Regions from separate parts of the Homo sapiens genome. Here region 1 is linked to region 2. A link is an interaction called in ENCODE POLR2A ChIA-PET data of the cell type or tissue named here. Cell type or tissue: PC-9. All regions are shown on one strand. Region 1 overlaps IL12RB2 (interleukin 12 receptor subunit beta 2). Region 2 has its middle 43 kb from the start of LINC01702.

Region 1 (2,500 bases), 110 kb before region 2:
ATGCCTTCTTCTTCCTCGTTACTGGTCATTTAATGTTTGCCTTCTCCCACACTTAACAGGTGAAATTAGCTTTCTGCAGAAAAACCACCTAAGTGATGGTTTATAAACATGGGGGCAGGGACTTTGCTGAAGGGTACTAGGTATGTATGTATGTATGGGAGTGGTGGGAAATGAGTCGGAAATTGCGGCCAGACTCTAGAAAGGAAATAAAAGTCTGAGGAGTATGGGCTTCATACACTGAAGGTTTTGAGATGGGGAGCAGATATTGTTAGAGAGTGTTCATACAAGAATCAGCCAGTAAAACAGGAGTTCTTGAGGCCAGAACTGGGGAAGAAGCTTGCTAGGAGGGCTCTACTCTTGGTGGAAAGGGAAATGTCAACTGAATTACAGAACCACATTGTCTTCTCTCCTCCGCTAAAGGTAAGCCATTCACAAAAATAAACCACAACTTCTAATGCAGCAGTTCCCAAGGCCTCTGCCCTGAACTCACATTTTGAATGGCAAAATACAATGGAACTGTCTGCCTAACGAGCTCATCTGGAACTCCCATGCCTCCATAAGGCGGTGGTTGGTTGGCCCCTTTCACGACTAGGGGCAGAACAGCCAGGCACTGGGGGCTGAAAGCTACTCACTGGCCCCTCCCACATTAAATATGATTTCATATTCCATGTTGCCCTTTGGGCTTCTTGGTGTCAATGCCACCCATGAGGAATCTTTGGATTACCATACTAAGCTGACTGTGTCCTTTTCTCCACTTCGCTTAGTTCATGAACTCAAATTGGAATTTACCCATGGCATGTGTTTTGATCTTGTCATGGTCTCTTCTGACAGCACTGGTTGCACAACTGAGTTTTATGTGCTGTCTATTTGCTGGAATATTTAATGAGCAATGGATTTTCATATAAAACACAAATAATTTAATAAATTTTTCTATGATATAAAATTATTCTTCCTGAAAAAAAAAAAAGTTAAACCCTAATCAACTGTCAGTGTAGGGGACCCTGGCTACCTATCGGCAGGGCATTAATCAATACTGGGTAGGGTTCTTACTTTGACTCCCTGATACTATAGTTACCTAGTAGGACTTATCTCTTTTTCCTTTAAATGTTCATTTGAAATGTAAAAGTATTTCAGGAGAGGTATCTATGAAAGGGGCCTTTTATTCACAAGTAGTAGAAATCTGAGATTCATGGAAATAAGGAATTTTGGTGGGGAAGAAAGACTTGCCAATAAGCTTCATGACTGACAGAAAATTGAAAGTGCGGCGCTTTAAAAGCCAGGAAGGAGCATTAACATTCCCAAGTACCTTTTAAATCTTCCAGGCTGGGAAGCAACTGAAATCTAACTGGAACATACAGGGAGAGGAGATGGGGTAACAAGGGGTCGGATTGCACCCAGAGCACCCTGGTTAGTTATGCCTGAGTGTGTCATCTGCCCTGTCAGATCTTGATAAGCATCGCAGAATTAGAAAAGCTATTCAGGTTCTATGCCTGCAAAATTCCAGCCTCACTTTCCTGTAAACAGCAAATGCTTTATTTGTAGGAATCAAAAGGTTTTTTTTCTTGAAGGCAAGTTGTTTTGTTTGTTTCAAAAGCAGTCTGGGTGCGTGTGTGTGTCTGTGTGTGTGTGTGTGTGTGGTTATATTTAAATCCGTGTTGGAACTCAAATAGCTTTTGTCTCCTTCTTAATCATGGTGATCCTGTTTGTTTATATGGAAAGAAACTCAGGTTGGTTGGTTGGTTGATCTCATCCTTTGAAGTTGGGAGCAGTAACTTCCAGAAGCCAACGTCATGGCAAATCAGATGCTGAGAATTTGTAACATAGGTCATCAGTCCAGACTGTGCTTGAACCATCTTTAAACTAGGAAAAGGCAAGAAACACCTTGAAAGCATTTGTATCAGATAATAAAATGGCTCCCTTTAGTGACTCACCAGTAATGGCACGGCTGTTATGGGAATTCCCTTTTCCTTGCAGAGAACATAAAATCCTACATCTGTTATGAAATCCGTGTGTATGCACTCTCAGGGGATCAAGGAGGATGCAGCTCCATCCTGGGTAACTCTAAGCACAAAGGTGAGTCTTGGGATCTTTTGCCAAATTTTGCTTTAGTTTAATGATTTGGATTTGGAGGGTGACAGAAGCCTCCTGTGCCCTACTTTACAGCACCACTGAGTGGCCCCCACATTAATGCCATCACAGAGGAAAAGGGGAGCATTTTAATTTCATGGAACAGCATTCCAGTCCAGGAGCAAATGGGCTGCCTCCTCCATTATAGGATATACTGGAAGGAACGGGACTCCAACTCCCAGCCTCAGCTCTGTGGTATGTGTGAGAACCAAATGCAGTGAGTGGGGCCTTCTTGTTTGGATGTCAGGAAAACACAAGGAGGTGTGTGTGCACATCTACACACATGTGCTAGCGCAATGCCTGGCATATAGTAAGTACTCCATAAATACTTGTAAAGTTAACTGAATGAAGAATTAGAAAAGACATCTAAACA
Region 2 (2,500 bases):
AAATGTCTAGAGTAGGCAGATCTTTGAGATGGAAGATAGATTAGTGGTTGCCTGGGACTGGGGGTAGGGCAGGATGGGAGTGGAGCGTGGCTGCTAATGGGTGTGAGGTTTCTTTGCAGGGTTACAAAAATGTTCTAAAATTGATCGTGGTGATGGTCACACAATTCTGTGTTTCTACTAAAAACCATTACATTATATACTTTAAATGCATGAATTATATGATATGGGAATTATATCTTAATAAAAGTTGTAAGTATGTTTGTGTAAAGTATATACTAATGGGAGAAATGTTCATAAAGTGTATGCATGATTTGGAATTATGTATTGTACAACTACGATTATACTTATTTAGAAAAGAGATGAAAAGCTCTGACATAAACTCCGACAAGAACCCCACCAAAGTGTTAATGAAGGTTGCTTTTGGGTGGTGAACTAGGGTTGATGTTTTTTTCCTTTGTTGAGCAGGTCTTACTTTTATAAATGTTTTTTAATGAAACAAATGAGGAGACCTATTTCCAAAGCAGTCCTTGGGTGTAATCCTCATTAAATATGGCCAAACAGTAAGCAACTGAAGAGAGTTTCAACTGTCATCCTGCAGAAAACAAAGTCTAATTGAGATAAAAAAATGATGTTTTCCACACTGCCTCTTACCCCCTGTTCCTCCACCACTCAGACCCATAAAAGAAAATGATTCAGAAAGTCCTGAGCAAGTAAAACCTGGAAACCACGTGCTTCCATCTGGTAGCCTCACACCGTGGAGGGGAGGGGCAGTCCACTGCCACCGGGACTCCAACAGTGAGAGTGGAGTGAGGGAGGCCTATGTCCCCACTGGAGCCGTGAGTTATAGCCTGGGCCAGATATAAGGAGAAGTTTTATTTTTTTCCTTGACCACACACCATGTACTTATCTCTACTGAGAAAACCAGCTTTTCCTTCTTACCTCCCAAGAGGAGGAGCCAGTGCTGAGCTCAGGTCCCTGGCTGGGGTTACACCTCCCAGCTGGCCTCTGTCCAGGCCAGCCGGTTGTCCATCTCTATCTTAGAGGAACAGCTTTGACAAAGTCCTTGGCCCTGTTTGGAAATCTTCTTCCCCTTGCTCTTCCAAACAAAATTAATTTGAAGCAGTTGGGTTAATCTGTCGTTTTCCCTCCGAGGAGCATGTGTGCATTTGAGGGGCTGGGGGACGGAGATCTTTTAGAGACAGCCCTGAGGCCACTCTCCTGGGGCCCACATCCCTCCTCAATATTGATCATCTGAAGTGCATTCAGAGGTGCACCCAGGATGGAGAGGGGTTTGGAGCCTGCTCTCTGGGGAAATAGTGAAGGATCTGGGGCTGCTTAGCTTGGAGAAAAAAAAAAAAAAAAAAACGCCGGAAGCTCCTGAGAGTTGTCTCAATGAGCTGTTAACATGGAAAGGTTTATTTTGGAATGTCTCAGAGAAAAACTGGAACCACTATGGAGAAGTTGCAAGGAAGAAAGCTGCCTTAACATCAGAATTTTTTTTTTTTAAGACGGTCTCATTCTGTCACCCAGGCTAGAGTGAGGTGGCTCGATCTCAGCTTACTGCAACCTTCGCCTCCTGGGCTCAAGACATCCTCTCACCTCAGCCTCCTGAGTAGTTGGGACTACAGGCACTCACCACCACACCTGGCTAATTTTTTGTAGAGATGGTTTTGCCATGTTGCCAAGGCTGTTCTTGAACTCCTGGGCTCAAGGGATCCTCCCACCTCAGCTTCTCAAAGTGCTGGCGTGAGCCACCGAGCTTGGCCAGCAAGAAATTTTAATAGCTAGAATTTTCTAACATGCAACAGTCTCCATAGTTGAGGAGGTGAGTTCCATCCCAGGAAGGCCATGTAAGAAGCTTGTGGCAGGCATTAGTAACTCGAGAGTACAAAATATTTTTCAACAATTATGTAGCTCTTATTATGTGCCAGGCATTGTTCTAAGTACTTTTTATATACTACCAATTCCTGGAATACTAACACAACCTTCTGAAACAAATATATTATTATCTCCAGTTTACAGATGAGGAAATATAAGACCCAGTTGGGTTTGCTGGCATGTGCCTGTAATCCCACCTACTTGGGAAGCTGAGGTGGGAGGATCTTGAGTCTAGGAGTTTGAGGCCAGCCTGGGCAACATAGCAGGATTCCATCTCTTACAAAAAAAAAAAAAAAAAAAAAAAAAGGCTCAAAGAGGTTCAGTAAGTGGCTCAGGGCCACACTGTGACTCAAACCCAGGTAGTCTGGCTCCAAAATCCATGCTTTTAACTATTGTAGTAAGGTCATATTTATATTAATACACCAAGACATGATTGTAGGCCCCTCCATGTCAAATTATAGGGCTTTATGCTCTGATTTGGATATGGCGTAGTCATTTCCAGGATTCCTCATGGAGTGCTTTTCAATGCCTGTAACGTAGTGTATAGTACGATTTTCTTTCTTGCACTGTGGCTTCTTCCTTCTTAGTGATGTGTCTGCTGTCAGCACTGTTCAAGCAGCCT

The links. ChIA-PET counts read pairs that join two places held together with the same protein. Peaks named below come from ENCODE experiments on the same cell type or tissue, not always from the same donor. Only the 100,000 strongest peaks of a DNase experiment are listed, where the experiment ranks them.
Region 1: POLR2A ChIA-PET joins it to region 2 with 6 read pairs; 5 of 35 experiments call an interaction of 5 or more read pairs at or near these places.

Annotation. Positions count from the first base shown.
Region 1 is chr1:67,370,462-67,372,961 of GRCh38, forward strand. It overlaps IL12RB2 (interleukin 12 receptor subunit beta 2), which reads left to right. Exons shown (of 17, transcript NM_001374259.2): 12 at 1,975-2,073; 13 at 2,164-2,322. Among named protein-coding and RNA genes, the nearest start is that of SERBP1, 59 kb to the right of the region's middle. In PC-9, no CTCF peak of the experiment used is centred here; a DNase peak (open chromatin) is centred at 1,460.
Region 2 is chr1:67,478,518-67,481,017 of GRCh38, forward strand. No RefSeq gene overlaps it. Among named protein-coding and RNA genes, the nearest start is that of LINC01702, 43 kb to the right of the region's middle. RefSeq lists a silencer at 937-1,076. In PC-9, no CTCF peak of the experiment used is centred here; a DNase peak (open chromatin) is centred at 964.